2 separate regions of the Homo sapiens genome follow, and region 2 is linked to region 1. A link is an interaction called in ENCODE POLR2A ChIA-PET data of the cell type or tissue named here. Cell type or tissue: OCI-LY7. All regions are shown on one strand. Each heading gives the region's core, and the rest is flanking DNA. Links, peaks and the distances in the headings are about the cores only. Region 1 overlaps NT5C2 (5'-nucleotidase, cytosolic II). Region 2 overlaps OGA (O-GlcNAcase).

Region 1 (5,376 bases), core at 153-5,152:
TCCCAAACCATAGCTTGTCTTTTTCCTCTCAATACTCTAATGGAAGGATAATATATAAATGCAATTTTGTTTTAGTTTTTTAAGTCCTCTGTTAGCCATGAAGAGGGACTTAAATTAAGTATACAAACAAGGTTGCAGAGATAATCTAACCTTCTAAGAGAATAAAATATTCTAAATCTTTTGCATATGCATATAAACCATAATATGCAAAACAGATTAATATGATGTTATATGCCAACCCTGTAGTAGGTTGGTTTATTGTTTGTTTTATTTTTTTGTTTAGAGATTGGGTCTCACTCTGTCACCCAGGCTGAAGTGCAGTGGTGTGATTATAGCTCACTGCAGCCTCAAACTCCTGGGCTCAAAGCGATCCTCCTGTCTCAGCCTCCCAAGTAGCTGGGAGTATAGTTGCAAACCACTGTGTTACTAAATACAAAAAATTAGCCGGGCATGGTGGTGTGCACCTGTAATCCCAGCTACTTGGGTGCAGTTGTTGTTTGTGTATATGCAGTTGCTGTTTGTTTTATTTTGTATATCACTCCTTTACTTTACTCAGGTCTCTGAACAAATATTACCTCCTCAAAGAGGCCTTCCATGGTTTTCCTACCTACAGTATTGTTACTGGAAAGGGGTCCTGATCCAGACCCCAAGAGAGGGTTCTTGGATCTGATGTAATAAAGAATTTAGGGCGAGTCCATAAAGTAAAGTGAAAGCAAGTTTATTAAGGAAGTAGAGGAGGCTGGGCACAGTGGCTCACACCTGTAATCCCAGCACTTTGGAAGGCCAAGGTGGGCAGATCATGAGGTCAGGAGTTTGGCACCAGCCTGACCAACATGGTGAAACTCCGTCTGTACTAAAAATACAAAAATTAGCCGGGCAAGGTGGTGCGTGCCTGTAATCCCAGTTACTCAGGAGGCTGAGGCAGGAGAATCGCTTGAACCTGGGAGGTGGAGGTTGCAGTGAGCCAAGATCGCATCACTGCACTCCAGCCTGGGTGACAGAGCAAGACTCTATCTCAAAAAAAAAAAAGAAAAAAAGAAAAAAGAAAACGTAGAGGAATACAGAGAAAACGTAGAGGAAACAGAGGAATGACCACTCTGTTTACAGAGCAACCCCAAGGGTTGCTTGCTTGTCTTTTTTTTTTTTTTTTGAGACAGTCTTGATCTTGTTGCCCAGGCTGGAGTGTAGTGGTGTGATCTCGGCTCAGCTCATTGCAACCTCCACCTCCCAGGTGAAAGCGATTCTCCTGCGTCAGCCACCTGAGTAGCTGGGATTACAGATGCGTGCCACCATGCCCAGCTAATTTTTTGTATTTAGTAGAGACGGGGTTTCACCATGATGGCCAAGATGGTCTCCATCTCTTGACCTCGTGATCCACCCTCCTTAGCCTCCCAAAGTGCTGGGATTACAGGCATGAGCCACAGGTCTTCCTCTGTCACTGAGGCTGGAGCGCAGTGGCATAATCAGCTCACTGCAAGCTCTGCTTCAACCTCCGCCTCACTGCAACCTCTGCTGGGCTCAAGTGATACTCCTGCCTCAGCCTCCCAAGTAGCTGGGACTACAGATACGGACCACCATGCCCAACTAATTTTTGTATATTTTGTAGAGATGGGTTTTTGCCATGTTGCCCAGGCTTTCAAACTCTTGAGCTCAAGTGATCCACCCACTTTGGCCTCCCAAAGTGATGGGATTATAGGCATGAGCCACTGCGCCTGGTCTGTGTACAAGTTTTATAGTTTTAGATATTACGTTTAGGTCTATGATCCATCTTAAATTTTGTATATGATGAGACGTGTGGATTAAGTTCACTTTTCCACAAAAGGAGAGCCAGTTGCGCCTGCACAGTGGATTATTATTCAGTCATTAGAAAGAATGAAATGTGATATGTGATACTACATGGATGAGCTTTGAAAATACTATGCCAACTGAAAGAAGGCAGACACAAAAGGTCACATGTTGTATGATTCCATTTATATGAAATATCCAGGATAGTTAAATCCAGAGACAGAGTCCAGATTGGTTGTTGCCAGGGGCTGGGTAGAGGGCATAGTGGGAAGAAACTGCTTAATGGATGAGGGGTTTTACTTTAGAGTCATGGAAGTATTTTGACACTAAAAGGAGTTGGTGGTTGCACTAAATGCCACCAACTTGTTCACTTTAAAGTGGCCAATTTTATGTGAATTTCCCCTGAATAAATTATTTTTTTAAAAGCCACAGAGGTGATTTATATAAAAAAGACTTAGCCTGGACAACATAATGAGACCCTGTCTGTACACAAATTAAAAAAAATAATAATTAGCTGGGTTTTGTAGTGAGTACCTGTATTTCTAGCTGTTCTGGAGCCTGAGGTGGAAGGATCACTTGAGTCCAGGAGTTCAGGGTTACAGTGAGCTATGATCATGTCACTGCACTCCAGCCTGGGCAACAGTGAGACCCTGTCTCAGAAGAAGGGAGAGAGGAAGGGAGGTATATATTGACTTCATGTCATAAACGATGTTAGCATTTTCAAGATGGGAAATAACAGGCTACAGATGTTTTCACAAATAATGCTATTTTTATAAAATATTAATCTACTACTTAACTCTAAGAGGATATTTTTCATCCTTATTTGAAACTACTTACTGATGAAAACTTCAAAAACAGAAGTGAAACCTAAGAATAGCCTAATGTAAAAGTAGTTAAAAACACTTAAGCTGCCCACCTCATTTTAGATGCTTATCCTAATTAGATGGAATGTTTTAGTTTATTCCTTCTTTTTGTTCATAGTCTTTATTGCCAGCTGAAAATAAGTTATTACAGAAAAATGTAAAAGCATTAAATAACTAGAAATCAAATATTTATTGCTTGTATTTGTGCCACCATTGACTGAGCTTAGTATGTTATCAAAATGTATTTATTTATCTTTTAAAGGGATGACATTTTTTCCTTTTCAAATGTTACAGTAAAACCAGGTGGAAGAGAATGGTTTTAGCAGCTTAAAAAAAAAAAGTACAAATCTGAGGTTTGGCCATTAAAAGTTTTATAACAATGGGAGAAGAAAAGACAAGTTGTTTCACATTACAGACCTACCCCAACCCCAAAGCCTAATGCTTTCTTACCAAGTCAAAAAAAGAGACACATTTGATGTACAAGCTGGAGGTTTCCACATGAGTAAGATATTTATGAAAACCTAGATGGAGGCCGGCGGGTGGCTCCCAACTGTAATCCCAGCACTTTGGGAGATTGAGGTGAGCAGATTGCTTGAACCCAGGAGTTCGAGACCAGCCTGGCCAACACTTTTTGTAGAGACCCCCTCGCCCCGGTCTCTGCCTGTGGTCCCAGCTACTAGGGAAGCTGAGTTGGGAAGATGGCTTGAGCCTGGGATGCAGTGAGCAGAGATCACGCCACTGCGACCCTGTTTCAAAAACAAACCAAAAACCTAGATGAGGCAGTGGCCTTTTCAGCCCAAGTGCCAGCAGACACAGCACAAGAGACTAAAACTCAACGGCGGGAGGCTGGGTATGCAATGTTTGGGAGTATAAGCACCACACTTCTGGCTCAGGGATTTGGGGAGTAGGGTAAACAAAACCTACTTGGAAAAGAATCGAGGAAGAAAACCAACAGTTGCCTTCTGCAGGGGTGGGGACAGGGAGGGAGGTAGGGCCAAGGCGAGGAGCATTTTACATCAGTGACCTAACCTGGGGAGCTATCAGGGCCTATCTTCAGCTGGCCTTAAGAGGAAAACCAGATCGCTGATGGGAGAATCCACAGGAGGGAGAGGGGAAAAGGGAATGTGGCTGGCAGGAGGCAATAGCCCCTTCCTTTCTGGGCACAGGAAGGCAGTCAGGGCACCAGGTCCAGGCAATGACCTCACAAGGACAGCACGGTTTTTGCTGCCCCCACCTAGCTCCTCATTCTGCTCAGCACTGCCTGGTATAGGGCCACTCTCTGCCCCAAGGGAGTGGATGTCTCTGTAGCCTGGGGCTTCTTCTGAGGCAGCATTACCCTCTGCCCCCTTGGCTTGGGGCTCCTGGCTCTCAGGGGTAGCAGCAGCCTTCCTTTCCTGGGCAGTGCCCTTGTTGCTACAGGCACCTTGCTCCTGCATTTCCTCTGGCTGAGAGGCAGAAGAACTGCCCCCGTCCTCCTTCCAATTTTTGTGGAAGAGCAGCCTGCTGAATTTGAAAGACTTCTTGAGAGAGAACTTATTAGGGGAGACTGCCCCCTTGGCCTCAGCACCCTGGATAGGGGATGCTGGCTCAATGGCATCGCCAGTGGCCCCGGCTGCCTCATGTGTTCTGTTCACAGAGGCAACACTCCTTCACCCTTGGGAGATAAGTCTTCATTGCTTTTCACGTGGCCATCGTCTTGTCCGTTGGCCTTTGCAGGGGAAGCACCTGCCGCAACCTTGGTGGTCACGTCTTCCGAGGAGCCTTGGAGCTCTGGCTGCCTATGATGGGGGTCTGCTGGGGGGTAGCCAGTATCCAACCCAGACTCACACCTTGGGGTAGTACAGCGGGGTTGGCTGGGCAGGCAGAGGGGTGGGGCTGGCGTCTTACGGGAATGGGGAAACGAGCTGTACCCCCATTCCAACCCGCTAGCTGTGCCTGCTACTGTTCTACTCCACACCAGAATCTGTTGATTAGAATTTAAAATTTGCCTACTACACACATTTTAAAAACATACATCAACTTAAAATTATATATCTTCACAAACTGCTGTGCTGTGGTTTTAGTGCCTTTTCTAGAATCTAGGATTAGAGTAATTACTGGCAGCCATGCTTAATTATTTGGAAGTATATGTTATCTTTCCGGATTGAAATTACCATATGAAATTATTTTTCCAACTTTAGATTATTGAGAAGTGTCAGTATAATTTTCAGCATATTTACTGTATTCAGTGTGTTTTAATAGGTAATTATATTAGGCAGTTTGCAAGCTGGAGTTTTTCTGATTTTTAAAAAAATCAGATGTCAGTATACAGATGCCAATATTAAGTTACTAAATTAATGATTTTCTTTTCTAGAATACAAAATACAGTTAAAATAAAATGTCAACCTCCTGGAGTGATCGGTTACAGAATGCAGCAGATATGCCTGCTAACATGGATAAGCATGCCCTGAAAAAGTATCGTCGAGAAGCCTATCATCGGTAAGTATTTTGTCTATTTAATCCTCAAAACCCCTCTATGAAGTGGGACTTCATTTTACAGATGATGAAATTAATGTACAGAGAGGTTAAGTAAATAACCCAGATCGTATGTCTAGTACATGGTACAAATCTAGTTCTAAGTCGAGACTTTTAACTACTAGTACACCATACTGCTTTGTGTATCTACTAGTAAAAGTATTTAAGAGAAAAATGTCTTTGGTTGCTAGAAAATTGCACCTAAGTTAATAAA
Region 2 (5,376 bases), core at 73-5,072, 1.4 Mb after region 1:
ATTTATTTTAAATCCCACTTTGGCTTTAGTAAAATCTGAATATGTGTGCATTTCTAGTTTCTTACACCAAATGTAGGTTCCGTAAGTTCATGCAAGTACAGTGGGTCTTGGATCACTGAAGTCTGAATTTTATATTAGCAACTGAAAAGTTTACTGTGGCCTCTTTCCTTCTGAGCAGGTTAGTAGGAGGGCTGCTTTCCCTCAGCCTGGATTACTGCTTTGTCCTAGAAGATGAAGATGGCATATGTGGTTATGCCTTGGGCACTGTAGATGTGACCCCCTTTATTAAAAAATGTAAAATTTCCTGGATCCCCTTCATGCAGGAGAAGTATACCAAGCCAAATGGTGACAAGGAACTCTCTGAGGCTGAGGTAATACAAAGGTTAAGAATTATACTATGGTAATGGTCTTTTTTATTTATTTATTTTTATTTTTTATTAAAGTACTTACTAAAATGGAAAAGTACATAGATACATCATAAAATCTTAGTGCTTTCTAAATTAATTTTCTTGCAGAAAGAATTCTTATGGCTTATTCTTAGCATGACATTTTTCACTGTTTCCCCAATATTGGGACAGTTTTTTATTTGGGAGTACTATTGTAATATTTCCTCAGGTGAAAACACAATAAAGACAAAGAACATTTTTTTCCTCTGTTTTAAAGTTTCATACTTAAAGATGTTATGGTCTTGGTCAGGCACAGTGGCTCGTGCCTGTAATCCCAGCACTTTGGGAGGCCAAGGCGGGTGTATCACCTGAAGTCAGGAGTTCAAGACCAGCCCGGCCAACGTGGTGAAACTCCATCTCTACTAAAAATACAAAAAAAAATTAGCTGGGTGTGGTGGCGGGTGCCTGTAATGCCAGCTACTCAGGAGGCTGAGGCAGGAGAATTGCTTGAACCCAGGAGCGGGAGGTTGCAGTGAGCTGAGATGGCGCCACTGCACTCCAGCCGGGGCAGCAGAGTGAAACTCTGTCTCAAAAAAAAAAAAAAAAAAAAAAAAACAAGATATTATGGTCGTTTTGTTGAGTACTCAGGACAATTTAAGTAATTTAAATCTATTTGGTGGTTTCTCAGAAGGTTAATAACTTGCCTTCTGACTAATGCATTCTACATTGTGATTTAAAAATAAGAGCTCTTGAGAGTCTACTTTGTGATAGGAGCACTTCTTAATAAGTCTGTCCTGTCCCAACTTAAATACATTTTTCATCTCCAAAAAAGTTTTATGCCCCATGTTGGCCAACACATTACGTGATTATTTTGGTTTATACATCAGTATATGTTGTTGTTGTTTTGAGACAGTGTCTCACCTTGTCACCCAGGAATGCAATAGCACAAACATGGCTCACTGCAGCCTTGACCTCCCAGGCTCAAGTTATCCTCTTGCATCAGCCCTGCAAGTAGCTGGGACTACAGGTGCAAGCCACTACGCATCAGCTAACTTTTTTGTATTTTTTTTGTAGAGATGGGGTTTCGCCGTGTTGCCCAGGCTGGTCTCAAAGTCCTGAGCTCAAGCAGTCCGCCTGCCTCGGCCTCCCATACTGCTAGGATTACAAGCACGAGCCACTGTGCCTGGCCAGTATATGCATTTTTTAGATAGTTCCTTCTTGAGGATAGTTTTTATGCACAGTAAATAAGATATTTGGACCCCTACTTGTGATACTTTTTTCTTTTCTTCTATGTTGTTTCTCTTTTCCTTTTCTAAAATTCTCTACCCCTCTCCACCACACCAAAGTATTCATAGTCTTTTTATTTATTTATTTATTTTTTTGAGACAGAGTCTTGCTCTTGTTGCCCAGGCTGGAGTGCAGTGACGCAATCTTGGCTCACCGCAACCTCCACCTCTCAGGCTCAAGCAGTTCTCCTGCTTCAGCCTCTCGAGTAGTTGAGATGACAGGCATGTGCCACCACGCCCGGATAATTTTATATTTTTAATAGAGACGGGGTTTCTCCATGTTGGTCAGGCTGGTCTCAAACTCCCGACCTCAGGTGATCCGCCCTCCTCAGCCTCCCAAAGTGCTAGGATTATAGGCGTGAGCCACCGCGCCTGGCCTCATTTTCTTCATAGTTTATTTCTATATTTTACCTTCTGCCCTTAGTCACATGGCTGTGTAACAAGAGGCTGGTTTGGTGTTGCCTCGCTTACTTGGGATTACACTGACACTATGCTGGTGATTGAGCTGCTGATGTATTGCTGTTCCACATCTGACACTTTTCAGCATAAGAACTTTTTAAAAATTGTGGTAAAATATAAATAACATAAAATTTGCACATTTTCATGTAAGGAATACGTTAATTTAAAATATTTTATGTATTTTAAATGATTTTAGATTTACAGAAAAGTTGCAGAGTTAAAACAGAGTTTCTGTATACTCCTTATCCATTTTCTGTATTGGTGAAGTCTAAGTAACCAACATGGGTATATTATTAATCAGACACCAAACTTTATTCACCAGTTTTTTCTGCTAATGTCCTTTTCCTGTTCCAGGATCCAATACCACATAGCATTTAGACAAAATTTTTTTTTTTTTTTTTGAGACGGAGTTTCCCTCTGTCGCCTGGGGTGGAGTGCAATGGTGCGATCTCGGCTCACTGCAACCTCCGCCTCCCAGGTTCAAGTGATTCTCCTGCCTCAGCCTCCCGAGTAGTCGGGATTACAGGCGCCCACCACTAGGCCCAGCCAATTTTTGTATTTTTACTAGATACGGGGTTTCACGATGTTGGCCAGGCTGGTCTCAAACTCCTGACCTTGTGATTCACCTGTCTCGGCCTCCCAAAGTTCTGGGATTACAAGTGTGAGTGAGCCACCACGCCTGGCCAGAAAACTTTTTTTTTTTTTTTTTTTTTTCCCCGCCCAGGCTGGAGTGCGGTGGCAGGATCTCAGCCTACTGCAACCTCTGCCTCCCGGGTTCAAGCAATTCTCCTGCCTCAGCTTCCCGAGTTGCTGGGACTACAGGCGCACGCCGCCATGACTGGCTAATTTTTTATGTTTTTAGTAGAGACAGGGTTTTACTTTGTTGCCCAGGCTGGTCACAAACTCCTGAGCTCAGGCAGTCTGCCTGCCTCAGCCTCCTAAAGTGCTAGGATTACAGGCGTGAGCTACTAGACCCAACCCAAACTTTTTTTTTTTTTTTTTTTTAAGACAGAGTCTCGCTCTGTTGCCCAGGCTGGAGTGCAGTGGCGCCATCTCAGCTCACTGCAAGCTCCGCCTCCTGGGTTCACGCCATTCTCTTGCCTCAGCCTCCCGAGTAGCTGGGACTACAGGTGCCCGCCAACACGACCTAATTTTTTGTATTTTTTTTTAGTAGAGACAGGGTTTCACTGTGTCAGCCAGGATGGTCTTGATCTCTGGCCCAAGCTTTTAAAAGTGAAAACGGTGGCCAGGCACGGCAGCACACACTTGTAATTCTAGCACTTCAGGAGGCCGAGATAGAAGGATCACTCGAGCCCAGGAATTCGAGACCAGCCCTGACGATATAAATAGGGAAAGAGAGAGAGAGAGAGAGAGAGCGCGTGCACGCGAGGGAGAATGCCTGCCCCTCTCCAGCCTGGCCAACAGAAGGAGATCCTGTCTCAAAGAAAGTGAAAATGCTTCAGCTAGAATTATAGGATAATCCTGTGTGAGATAATTTACATAGTGACTGGAAGAGTTATTAAATATTGCTTTCTTGTTGCTAAGTTCTGTAGTTGGGTTAGATATCTAATGCGTAACTATTGTGAAAGTCAAGAGATTCTAATTTTTCCAGAAAATAATGTTGAGTTTCCATGAAGAACAGGAAGTACTGCCAGAAACTTTCCTTGCTAATTTCCCTTCTCTGATAAAGATGGACATTCACAAAAAAGTAACTGACCCAAGTGTGGCCAAAAGCATGATGGCTTGCCTCCTGTCTTCACTGAAGGCTAATGGTGAGTACATATTTGTGGAGTTGGTGGTATTTGGGCAAGATAGGGAAAGAACTATATATTTTTGGATATAAAAGGAAAGAAGTGAATTGTAAATTTATACTGCTTTTCCCACCTTTTATGATTTGGTTTCTGAATTAATTAGTGGTGAAGAATCGCATGTGTATTAATAATTGAGAAATGCTGGTTGGGCTTAGTGGCTCATGCTTGTAATCCTAGCACTTCGGGAGGCCGAAGTGGGAGGATCACTTGAGTCCAGGAGTTTGAGACCAGCCTGAGCAATATGGCTGAGACCCCATCTCTACCTAATTTAAAAAAAAAAAAAAAAAAGGCCGGGCACGGTGGCTCACGCAGCACTTTGGGAGGCCGAAGTGGGCGGATCATGAGGTCAAGAGATCGAGACCAGCCTGGCCAACATGGTGAAACCCTGTCTCTACTAAGAGTGGTGGCAGGCGCCTGTAATCCCAGCTACTCGGGAGGCTGAGGCAGGAGACTTGCTTGAAGCCGGGAGGCGGAGGTTGCAGTGAGCCGTGATCTTGCCACTGGACTCCAACAGAGCAAGATTCTGTCTCGGGTGCGGGGGAAGCTGGGTGCAGTGGCTCACGCCACTCATTATTGAATTTTTTGAATATGAATTTTTTTAATTGTGTGAAATGTAGGAGCTGGTGTAGACAGACAAGCCCTGTTTATATTAACCATCTCGAAGATTATAGTTTTATATCTATAATTATACTAATTAAGTGACTTATTTATGTTTTGAATATTTGTTTTATTTCTAGGCTCCCGGGGAGCTTTCTGTGAAGTGAGACCAGATGATAAAAGAATTCTGGAATTTTACAGCAAGTTAGGATGTTTTGAAATTGCAAAAATGGAAGGATTTCCAAAGGATGTGGTTATACTTGGTCGGAGCCTGTGACATTTGTTGACACTGTGAACTGTCCAAAAGTCTCTTAACTGCACCTTGTGAATGGTAGTTGAGGTCTTCATACAGTTCAGCCTCTAGAATGGTAACAAATCAGCCAATTGGATTCGAAACAAAGAAGACTATGTAAAACTCACCCATCACACTTTGAGACTACTCACTGGTTGGAAGAATATAGTATTGCAGCAAATCCTGTATGAAAGAGAGATGTGGGCTTCCTTTTTGAGTCTTGTGTTAGGTGCTGAGACCTTTTACATGGGCTTATACAGGGAGAGAGTCTTCAATAAATGTAGTCAGCACTATTTTCTGCATCCAGTGTGGTTGCGTTTCTCACCTGAGAGTAATCAAGATAACATCTGTCATCTTCCTTGGTTTATTGAGTGAAATGCCTCTCAGTCTTAGGGGACATGGCAGAGATGAAAGAAAGAAAGAGTGGGTTTCAGAAGTGTCAGGGTGGAGTGATTCCAAGTGGGATGGTTGTGGCATTAGTTTAAGCTGAATAAATAATTTCAATTTGGGGCAGTTATTCTGCTTTTTGTAAAGCCGTGGCCAAT

What was found. Peaks named below come from ENCODE experiments on the same cell type or tissue, not always from the same donor. Only the 100,000 strongest peaks of a DNase experiment are listed, where the experiment ranks them.
Region 2: POLR2A ChIA-PET joins it to region 1 with 5 read pairs; 2 of 35 experiments call an interaction of 5 or more read pairs at or near these places.

What each region holds. Positions count from the first base shown.
Region 1 is chr10:103,174,608-103,179,983 of GRCh38, reverse strand. It overlaps NT5C2 (5'-nucleotidase, cytosolic II), which reads left to right. Exons shown (of 19, transcript NM_001351169.2): 3 at 5,002-5,126. The coding sequence starts at 5,026. It also overlaps the pseudogene MARCKSL1P1. Among named protein-coding and RNA genes, the nearest start is that of NT5C2, 16 kb to the left of the region's middle. In OCI-LY7, for the core only: no CTCF peak of the experiment used is centred there; DNase peaks (open chromatin) are centred at 2,443 and 2,543; H3K4me3 peaks cover 2,340 bases; H3K27ac peaks cover 3,435 bases.
Region 2 is chr10:101,785,891-101,791,266 of GRCh38, reverse strand. OGA (O-GlcNAcase) reads left to right here. Exons shown (of 16, transcript NM_012215.5): 14 at 179-371; 15 at 3,744-3,903; 16 at 4,680-5,376. The coding sequence ends at 4,816. Among named protein-coding and RNA genes, the nearest start is that of NPM3, 5.1 kb to the right of the region's middle. In OCI-LY7, for the core only: no CTCF peak of the experiment used is centred there; no DNase peak of the experiment used is centred there.